Regions from separate parts of the Homo sapiens genome. Here region 1 is linked to region 2. A link is an interaction called in ENCODE POLR2A ChIA-PET data of the cell type or tissue named here. Cell type or tissue: B cell. All regions are shown on one strand. Links, peaks and the distances in the headings refer to the core of each region. The heading gives the core; the rest is flanking DNA.

Region 1 (5,364 bases), core at 117-5,116, 1.6 Mb after region 2:
CACACACACACACATACACACACACACAAACACCTGACCACGCTCCTGTCCCCAGCTTAAAATTCTACAACTTCCCACTACATGTGGGGTAAACACCCAAACTCCTTATGGCATACACAAGGTCTGACCTCTTGCTCTGCATCAGCCTCTAGGCTCCAACCATCCCAAACTCTTATCTCTTAAAGGAGTTAATGCCTACTCCTTCATCACCTCAAACCTCATTTCCTAGGATCCGGATTTGATTTCCTATCAAGTATTCTTATAACACTCTCTACCTTTCTTGGTAATTTCACACGTGTGATTATTTGATAGTCTAAATTACTGTCCCTATTACTGTAGGTTCTATAGGGGTAGGGGAATATTTTGTTCTCTTCTGTGTTCCCAATGCTGAGGAGAAAGAAGAGGCAAGGTGAAATACTTGTTGAATATCTTGAGCCCTCAGAAAACTTTAAGGCAGCTCCTTGGAGTTCTGTAGAAAGGGGATCGGCAGAGTCCCCGCCATGCTGGGATCCAGATATGTGCTCTTCAATAGTTTATTTGATAAGTAGTTACTGAGCCCTAACTGTGTGCCAAGCACTTTTCTATGTGTTGGAGATAACGGAGGAAGTAGACAAAAGCCCCTTCCCTGATGAAGTCAACAGTCTCCTAGAGGTAAGGGTCAGGGGAGACAGACCATAAACACAGATAAATTCTACAGAGTGTTAAACAGTAATATGATTAATGCTAAGGATAAAGTTAAAGAAGCAAAGATAGATGTGACTATAAGTCACAAATTTAGAAGGGTGGTGAGGGAAGATCTCAGGAAGGCAGTGACATCTCAGGAGAGACCTAAAGAGGAAGGAACAAGTCTGGGCTATTTGATAGATGAGTTCTTTAGGCAAAGAAAAGAGCAAGCACAAAGGCCCTCGGGCCAGTGTGGCTGGAGCACAGGGAGTAAGAAGAGTAGATGATGTCAGAGAGGTGATGAGGGCAGACAATGCAGGGCCTTGCAGAGGACTCTGGGTTTTACCCCGAGCAAGATGTAGCCTTGGAAGTGTTCTGAGCGGGGGAGGGATATGACCTGATACAGGTGCTCACAGCATCCCTCCAGCTGCATGTAAGGAACACTCTGGGGGCAGGGGTGAGAGCAGAGAGATCACTGAGGAGCCTGCCATAATGGTCTGTGAAGGAGATAAGGGTGGACAGGAGTGAAGGTGGGGAGAAGTGGTCAGGTATATTAGCTGACAGACATGAATATAAGACAGAAAGAGGAGTAAAGGACAATTCCAGTGGTTTGGGCCTGGAGAGGATGGGGGGAGCATTTACTGAGATGAACATGCAGGGAAAAAATTTTGGGGAAAGGAGCAGGAGCTCAATTTGATCAAAATTACTCTGGAGATACCTCTAGATTACCAACAGGTTATGAGGAAGGCAGCCAGTCAGGAGCTCAGGGGAGAGATTCTGGGATGGACATAGAAATGTGACACATAATGGGAGGCCGAGGCAGGCAGATCACAAGGTCAAGAGATCAAGACCATCCTGGCCAACATGGTGAAATCCAGTCTCCACTAAAAATACAAAAATTAGCTGGGCATGGTGGCGTGTGCCTGTAGTCCCAGCTACTCGGGAGGCTGAGGCAGGAGAATTGCTTGAACCCGGGAGGCGGAGGTTGCAGTGAGCCGAGATCACGCCACTGCACTACAGCCTGGAGACAGAGTGAGACTCCGTCTAAAAAAAAAAAAAAAAAAAAAAAGTGACATATACATTTCCATGCCTCTCCCAAATTCCTCACAAGACCTACGTGATCTGGCCCTGCTGATGTCTCCTTGGTAAGTTAATGGTACGCGCGCACACACACACACACACACACACACACACACACACACACATCCTGGGCCCTCCCCTTCCTAGGTATTGATAATGGTCAAGTTACCTAAACTTTTCTGTCCTAGGTATCATTTACAAATGGGAGATCACATCAGCACCTGCCTCCTAGGATTGTTCATTCAAGACATTAGCCACTGAGCATCTGCTCTACGCGCTGGAGATATCCCTTCTCCACTCCTCTCCGCCTCCCCCTCCCACACAGCCTGTCAACCTTCTGGACGTCTCTCCCATCCCCTCTTGCCCTCCCTACGGTGGCCCCTGCCCTGATCCATTCCCAACACCTCTTGCCTAGGAATCTGTCACATCTGCCACCCTGGGTTTCCTGACCCCAGTCACTTTCCCGTTAATCTATTCTCATGTCACAGCAAACTGGGCCGTACCCCTTCCCTACTAAAAATCCTCCCATGGCTCTTCATTGCTCTCAGGACAAAATCCAAGGTCCCTAAATGATCAAGAAAATCTTCCACATCTCATTCATACAGAATTTTCAGTATGATCACCAACACCAGATCGCCTGCAGTCCATGTTCACACAACAGGCTGTTTCTCTCTGCCTTTGCGCAAACCATTCCACCACACCGCCCCCGACCCCCAAAACATCCTTCCGTCTTCAGGTCTCAGCTCAGACAGCTCCTAGTCTTCCGGGATGATCTTCCTACCAAGGTCTCCTCGGGTTCCCACCGCGTTCCATGCCGCCTCCATTAGTGAACATACATAGGTCCGCAACGGGGTCTTGCCTGTCTCTCCCACTGAGCGGGGCTTCCCGCAAGCCGGGCCAGGCACAGCGGCCAGTGATGTCCGCGTGCTGGGGCCTCTTCAGGCCTCGGCGTCTACTGCCCGCTCTGGAACTGTGAGCGACAACCGGCACTCTCTCCCGGGACGGCGCCGCACCCACCTTCTGCACACCTCGGAGACCTCAACACCTGCGCCAAAGCCACCCAGTCACAGCCTTCTCTCCCTCTCCTAAACACCATGAACATCCAGGCCCCGGGACCTCAGACTGCTCATTGGCTGCCTGAAAACCCGCCCCCAAGCCTGAGAGAAAAGAACTCTGGTTGCTGTAGTTCCCCAACGAACACCGCAGAAAGCGATTGCTAAGTAGAACTTCATTTCCCACAAAGCGCCGAGCCCCAGTGGTGGCAGACGGTACCCTTTGAACTGGGCTCTTGATTGGCCGGTTGGGAGACGTACATTTCCAAATTACCGTGGAAACAGGACCACTTACCTGGAACCCCGGGAAAATCTTTTTGTCTCAGAATCTCAAAACTCTTTGTTTCGCGATGATTCCAAAGAGCTGGACAGTACACGTGGGGACAGAGTCTGTACCTATTGTCTGCCTGTTCCCCAGATGGCACCAACAAAGCCTCCTAAGTGTACTCAGCTGCTACTGGACGCCTGCTTGGCATGAGGAGCCACTCTTGTGCTAAGTCTGCGGACGCCCCGGCTTATTAGGGCACCTGTTTCCCAGAGACAGGCCAGAGCTGAACCTTTACCCTTTCAGGGTCTATTTACCCAGGAAAAGGCAAATGTAGGCCAGGATCCTGTCCACGATCTATCTAGAATGCTGATGCCCCAGACCTGCAGACTCATGCCTGCAACACGCGCCACAGCTTCCCCACGAGACGTCTCCACACCAGAGCTCCTCCAGCACCCCCTCCGCAAACCCCCTTCCCCACCATGCCTCTGAGGGTCGGGTGAGGGGAGCCGAGGCCCTGCAAACGCTCAGGCAGGCATGTGAGAAAGCTCTTTACTGGGGGTACAGCGAGGAGGAGCAAGGCCATCTCCCCCTACCTGCCCCCACCCCCTCCTAGGGTCCTGGGGTGAGGGGGGGTCTTCCCTCCACCGGACCACCACTGTCTTTGGTACAATAAATAGAAAAAAAGGGGGAGAGGGGCCCAAGGGTCCAGTCCTTAGTGGGGAGGGAGCGGCCAAAACCCTCTCCTTGACCCCCCTGCCCCAGGCCCCAATCAGTGCAGGCCTCACCCACCCCAGCTGGGTAGCAGCAATTCCAGTCAAGGAGAGAGATGAGGATGGGAGCCCAGGGCCCCCAGATGGGGGAGGGTATGGCTTCAGGAGGGGCCCCAGGGAGGGGGCAGGGTCACGAGCTGGCTGCTGTGCTCTGGGGTACACCACGGAGGCCCAGGTGAGGCCCCAGAGTGGCAGGGTCATCAGGAGGCGGGAGGGGTGGACGACCTCCAGTCATCCGAGTCCGGAGGGCTGAGGCAGCCGGGTGCTGGGGGGCAGGCGCTGGGTGAGGTGGGGAGCAGTCAGCAGGGCCGCCCACCAGGCTCACATCCATCAGCTCCGGGGGTGGTGGTGAGGTTGGTGATGGGGGACGACCAAGGTATCGGGGCTGGGGGGGTAACTGGGCCCCGGTCCCAGGCAGTGACGAGGCAGAGGCAGGGGCTTGATGTGTCTTGTGGGGCACATCACCCCCTGCCCAGGGCCGCAGCGGCTGGGAGGGTGGGACCTAAAAAAGCAAAGGAGCCATGGGTGATGGAGACCCTGGTCTCTAAGCCCCAGGCACCACCACCCACCTCCAAAGCCCCCAAAGCCCCATTACCTGGGGGCTGTTCATCTCACAGTCTGTGATAGGGGGCCCAGGGCCCCCACAATATCGGTTGCTGTAGCGGTAGGTCCGGTTGTCACTGGAGGAGCCACTGGAGCCTCCTGGAAGTGCCAGGGAGGAGAGGTGAAGGGGCATAAGGTGAGAGAAGGTGGCGAGTGGGTTTTGGGATGGCTGAGGGAAGGTCACGGCCCAGGCTCAGGTTCAGGCTTCAAGAGCAGAGCCCATCTGAAGCACCGGGCCCAATTCTGAGATTCTGGGTTGGAATTCAGTTTTGGGTTTTAGAGTCAGAACCAGTTTCAGGGCTCTGAGCCCAATTTCAGTGATTGTGTCAGGGCCAGTTGGAGCTCTCCCATCCCACACGTCATCTTACAGTTCAGGATCAGTTTCGGCGCTTTGTGTGAAGACCCAGTAACCAGGTCCCCCAGGACAGGCCAAACCTGAGCAGCCCCCACCCGTTGTACCCCATTTGGGCACCTGGGCACCCACCAGAACTGGAGATGGAGCTGGCGGTGCTGGAAGAGGGGCAGGTGTCGAGGGGCGCGGGCGAGGTGGAGGCACTGCTGCCTGCCGGGCCCGTGTTGGTGGCCTCGTCGGCCGTGCGGCGGAAGAAGCCGTGCTGCAGAGCCCCCAGGGGGCTGATGCGGGCGGCGGGCTCATACTCCAGCATGCGCAGCACCAGGTCCTGGAAGCGGAGGTAGTCGGCGGGGCTGTGGCCCGGCTCCCCCGCCCGCCGGCCCCCGGGCCCGCCCGTCTGCACGCCCAGCACCTCCTGCAGCCGCCGTGTCCCGGGGCCCTGGTAATCCTGGCAGGGAGGGGGTGGGAGGGGGGGCAAGAGAGTGGCCGTCAGTGGGCAGGAGGGGCAGGGAGACACACACGGGGAAACAGAGGCACAAGAGAGAAAGTGGAAAGAAAAGCTAAGAAGAGTTGTGG
Region 2 (5,364 bases), core at 147-5,146:
CACCACCCCAGAGTCGCGGCGAGCCGAGCCGGCCTAGGTGAGGGTGATGTAAGCAGAAGCCTTTTCCTTCAGGTGCCGGAGACAGAGGTGACAGCTCCAGCTCCCTGCGGGGGCAGCCGAAGCTGAAGTCAGGCCCGGGTCCGGGAGGGCTGCCCCAGCCCCTTCCCACCCCGAGGACACACAGTCTTCCACAACCAGGAGATGGCGTTCCCACCCACCCGCCCCATGGGATGCCCACCTCTCCTCTCACCTTCCGGGGGCTCCGCCATGGGGGGACTCAGGCAGTACATGTGGTAACCCCGATCGCAGTCATCACAAAACAGCAGCTGGTCCTGGGGGGTGAGACCCGCCCAGCTGGCACCCTGGGGGCACGGGCACCAGAAACGGGGGTGGGGGGCTGGGGCAGGGGCTAGGTCAAGGGGGCTGGGGGAGGTGAGGCCTTCCGAGAAAGGTTCTGAGAAGGTCTTTGCAGCAGGAAATGTGTGCGCAACACTGCTTAGCCAAACACATATCCCTCAGGACAGTCCCTTTGCGATTTATAGTGGGGGTTTTATAAGGCTCTGTGGAAGGCTTATTATTATTATTATTTTATATTTTTAGAGACAGGGTCCTACCCTGTTGCCCAGGCTGGAAGTGCGGTGGTGCAGTCACAGCTCACTGCAGCCTCACACTCCTTGGGGCTCAAGTGATTCTCCTGCCTCAGTCTCCTGAGCTGGGACTACAGGTGTGCGCCACCATGCACGACTTTTTTTTTTTTTTTTTTTTTTTTGAGACGGGAGTCTCACTATGTTGCCCAGGCTGGTCTGGTCTAGAACTCCTGGGCTCAAAATTCCTCAGCCTCCCAAAGTGCTGGGATTACACAGGTGGGCCACCGCTCCCGGTCTGTGGGAAGTTTAAATGACACCAAGATGATCTGATAGCAGCTCTGCCAGAAACGGTCATGGCTTTTGTTTTTGTTTGTTTTTTTTTTTTTTGAGACGGAATCTCGCTCTGTCACCCAGGCTGGAGTGTGCAGTGGCGCCATCTCGGCTCACTGCAATCTCCACCTCCTGGGCTCAAGCCATTCTCCTGCCTCAGCCTCCCGAGTAGCTGGGATTACAGGCACCCAGCTAATTTCTGTATTTTTGTAGAGATGGGGTTTCACCACGTTGGCCAGGCTGGTCTCAAACTCCTGATCTCAGGTGGTCCACCCACCTCAGCCTCCCAGAGTGCTGGGATTCCAGGCGTGAGCCACCGCGCTCCGCCTGTGGAAGGCTTTAAACAACCCTAAGATGATCTGATACCAGCTCTGCCAGCAGTGGTCATGGCTTTAAATCTCAGCTCTGCCATTTCCCTAGCTGGCTGACCCTGGGCAGGTCTCTTTCCCTCTCTGAGCTCAGTTTCTTCCCTGTGAAGTGGAAACAAGACCACCTGCTTCAGAGGGTGGTTGGGAGGATCCAGAGAGATGAAGAGGAAAAAGGGCCAGGTTCGATTTATGGACACCGGCATAATGATAACACAGGGGACTGGTGTTCACCAGGGAAGGCTCAGGCACAGGCTTTAGGCTTAAGGGGCAGAGGTGGACGTGCCAGGCGGGGCGGGCAGCAGGGCACGCGGGGGGCGGGCGGCACTCACGTCGTTCTCGGAGGTTCCGCACAGGCTGCAGGATTTGCACTCGATGCACTGCCAGCGGTAGGTCCGCACGGCTGCCGTCATGTTCACCGTGAATTGTAAACACGAGGGGTGTCCTGGGGGCCAAGGGGCAGGGGTGCAGTTAGGAGGTCACCGTGCCCCTGGTGGGCACTGACCGGCAGGGGAGCCATAGCTCAGCCCCTACCCCTGGCTCATGACGCCAGGATGAGCTGCCGGGATCCACAGCCTGACCCCACACCTGCCCAGCAACCACGTGGCCGGCAGCAGTCCCCCGGCCACCACAGTCTCCTACCACAACCACCATGGCAACCACACTCTGCTCCCCAGAACGCCATGGCAACCGCATTCCATTACCCACAGTGCTGTGCCAACCACTTTCTACCACCCACAACACCGTGGCAACCACATTCTGTTAACCACCGTGCTGAGACAGCCACTTTCCATTACCCACAGCAGAACGGCCAGGGGTCCTGTTAACCACAGCAACGTGGCAACCACACTCTCCCAGCCACAATGCCATGGCAACCACCTTCCACAACGGGGTCCCCACACTTCGGTTTCATGCAACTGAAGTCCATTCCACTTGGTGCCCCAGCAACAAAACTGTTACTCACATCACAGCACTGTGCAGCGCCAGGCTTAGTCATTCCACAGCCCCGCTGCAGAGACACCCGCAGCCGCTACCTGCAGCCACGACCCATGGCGCCCGCCCCCTGCAACCACGGCCCCGGTGCCATCACAACTACATTCCATTATACTGAGTTGCCATGACAACCATATTTCACTACCCATGATGCCACGACAACCACAATTCATGACCTACTGTGCTGAGGCAACCAGAGTCTATATTGCCCACAAGCCCACCATGGGAAACCACATTCTGTTAACCACAACTCTATGGCGAGCTCATCCTGCTACCGGTGCCCAGGTGGTGGTGTCCGTCACTCACACCACACAGCCCACTACCTGCCATGCCTTGGCCCCTGTCTCTTGCTACTCCTTTTGTCTTGTTTTGGTTTTTGAAACAAGGTCTCACTCTGTTGCCCAGGCTGCAGCATAGTGGCACCATCACAGTGCACTCTGCAGCCTTGACCTCCCAGGCTCCAGCGATCCTCCCACCTCAGCCTCCCGAGTAGCTGGGACTAATGGGGTGCGAAACTATGCCCAGCCTTTTTTTTTTTTTTTTTTTTTTGAGACGGAGTCTTGCTCTGATACCCAGGGTGGAGTGCAGTGGTGCAATCTTGGCTCATGGCAACCTCTGAGCCCCGGGTTCAAGCGATTCTCCTGCCTCAGCCTCCGGAGTAGCTGGAACTACAGGCACGCACCACCACACCCAGCTAAATTTTGTATTTTTATAGAGATGGGGTTTCACCATGTTGGCCAGGATGGTCTTGATCTCTTGACCTCATGATCTGCTCGCCCCAGCCTCCCAAAGTGCTGGGATTACAGATGTGAGCCACATCACCCAGCCTGGCCTATTTTTTTTTTAATAGATGGGCTCTCATTATGTTGCCCTGGCTAGTCAAAAACTCCCAGATTCAAGGGGCTGGGTGCTGCGGTGGCTCACGCCTGTAATCCCAGCACTTTGGGAGGTCAAGGCAGGCAGATCACCTGAGGTCAGGAGTTTGAGACCAGCCTGGCCAACATGGTGAAACCCCCGTCTCTACTAAAAATATTAAAAATTAGCCAGGCATGGTGGCGGGTGCCTGTAATCCTAGCTACTCGGGAGGCTGAAGCACAAGAATCACTTGAACCCAGGAGGCGGAGGTTGCAGTGAGCCAAGATCATGCCAATGCACTCCAGCCTGGGTGACAGAGGGAGACTCTGTCTCAAAAAACAAAACAAAACAAAACAAAACAAAAACCTTCTGGGCTCAAGCGAGCCTCCCACTTCAGCCTCCCGAGTAGCTGGGGCTAATGGGGTGCAACACCATGCCCAGCTAACTTTTTTTATATATAGATGGGATCTCACTATGTTGCCCAGGCTGGTCTCAAACTCCTGGGCTCAAGGGAGCCTCCGGCCTCAGCCTCCTGAGTTGCTGGGATTACAGGTGCACAACAACACACCTGGATAATTTTTAAATTTTTTGTAGAGATGGGGGTCTTGCTATGTTGCTCAGGCTGGTCTCAAATTCCTGGCCTCAAGTGATCCTCCCACCTCTGCCTCCCAAAGTGCTGGGATTACAGGCGTGAGCCACCACACCTGGCCTCTCACTACTCTTGATGCCATGCTAAGCACAGGCAGCTACCCACAGTGCCATGAGAGCCACATCCCATTATCCCTAAAGCCTCACTGATCCGACCCAATTCCCACAATCCTCAGCAGTTGCATCAGCCTCGCTAGCTCTGGTTATCCACAGTATCCCCTACATGCTCCGGGTCCCCTCGGTCCTCACCGCCTTGCCTCCCTCCCTCCAGGTCTGCACTCCTGAATGTCCTCTGCACCCGGCCCCCAGAAACCTCAGGTGGGGAGCATCACCTGATCGCCCACAGTCCGCACAGGAGATGAGGTCCTCGGGACACCCCGTCTTCTTGGAGCCCCCCAGGCAGAAGTCACAGTAGCCGTTGGGGATGACAGTGCCGTCGGGCGCCTTCTTGGCTGCAAGACAGCAGACAGGCATTGGCACGGGGCAGGCAAGGGCACCCCGCAAAGGTGGCTGCAGACTTTAGGAGCAGAAGGAGGCATCCGTACCTGTGTGTTTCCTTTGTGCCTCAGGGACCCAGGCCAATTCTTTGTAAAACTCTGGGGTAGGGGGGACAGAGAGAGGGACTCTCACCACAGGCAAGGCTCCACCCTGCCCCCAGCCTCAGCCCCAAGGATGGACCTCTTAGTCCAGGCGTGGGGAGCTGGGAAGAGTGAGTAGCTACCCCAAGCTGTGGGGAGAGGTGAAAACAGTTCTCATCGGGACTCCCAACTCTGCCTTTTTAAATTTTTTTTTCAATTAAAAATAAAGGCAGGGTCTTGGTATGTTGCCCAGGCTGGTCTCCAACTCCTGGCCTCCAGTGATCCTCCCACCTCGGCCACTGCCACAAAGTGGCGGGATTATAAGCGTGAGCCACTGCACCCAGCCAGGATTCCCAACTCCTTGAGACAACTGACATGTCCTCTTTATTGGGTCAAAACTTGGTAGACAGCTTGAGGAAGGGCTCCCTGCCTCCCTTCTCACATACATGTCTCCCAGCCAGCCACTCCCAACTGCACCCTCAGTAATTTGTATCTAACAAATTCAGCGAGTACCCCAGCCAAGATCTGGTATGGAAACAGACACTCGGAAGAAAAACTCCGAACACTGAGGTGCGTGGGTGTGTAGTGGCCAGGGGTGAAGACACTCAGCCTCTGCCTCTGAGAGATAGGTGGGAAGACAGTGTCTCCCTACTGCCTCTCCCAAACCCTCCTCCCCTCCCCCATCCTTCAGCTGTCAGAACTGGCATGGGATTGGCAAGGGCGGAAGCCAAGGGCTCCCAGGCCACAGACCCTGCCCCTTGACCAAAGCTTAGCAGAGAAAGGAGAAAGGGAAGGCAGGGCGGGAGGGGAGCCATCTATCACCCCCCCTCCCCAAGCTCTAATTGAAACAATAAATCAGACCCAGAAATATTACGCCCGGCCAGGAGCGAAGGAGCGATGGTTGGTTGCCATGGCAACCCCGGAGCCAGCATCCCCATGGTCGGTGGGGGGAGGGAACGGCTGAGCTGGAGATTTTCCAGAAATGTCTAATGCCCCCCCACCCCCACC

What was found. Peaks named below come from ENCODE experiments on the same cell type or tissue, not always from the same donor. Only the 100,000 strongest peaks of a DNase experiment are listed, where the experiment ranks them.
Region 1: POLR2A ChIA-PET joins it to region 2 with 16 read pairs; 1 of 35 experiments calls an interaction of 5 or more read pairs at or near these places.

Annotation. Positions count from the first base shown.
Region 1 is chr19:39,821,752-39,827,115 of GRCh38, forward strand. DYRK1B (dual specificity tyrosine phosphorylation regulated kinase 1B) reads right to left here. Exons shown (of 11, transcript NM_004714.3): 9 at 4,921-5,236; 10 at 4,429-4,535; 11 at 3,599-4,335. The coding sequence ends at 3,964. Among named protein-coding and RNA genes, the nearest start is that of MIR6719, 5.4 kb to the right of the region's middle. RefSeq lists enhancers at 2,077-3,063, 2,532-2,921, 3,064-4,048. In B cell, for the core only: no CTCF peak of the experiment used is centred there; a DNase peak (open chromatin) is centred at 2,910; H3K4me3 peaks cover 1,364 bases; H3K27ac peaks cover 1,834 bases.
Region 2 is chr19:38,212,030-38,217,393 of GRCh38, forward strand. It overlaps DPF1 (double PHD fingers 1), which reads right to left. Exons shown (of 12, transcript NM_001135155.3): 8 at 4,324-4,374; 9 at 4,111-4,230; 10 at 1,615-1,727; 11 at 251-332; 12 at 1-104. The coding sequence ends at 34. Among named protein-coding and RNA genes, the nearest start is that of DPF1, 9.5 kb to the right of the region's middle. RefSeq lists an enhancer at 5,119-5,364. In B cell, for the core only: no CTCF peak of the experiment used is centred there; DNase peaks (open chromatin) are centred at 2,122 and 2,202; H3K27me3 peaks cover 2,021 bases.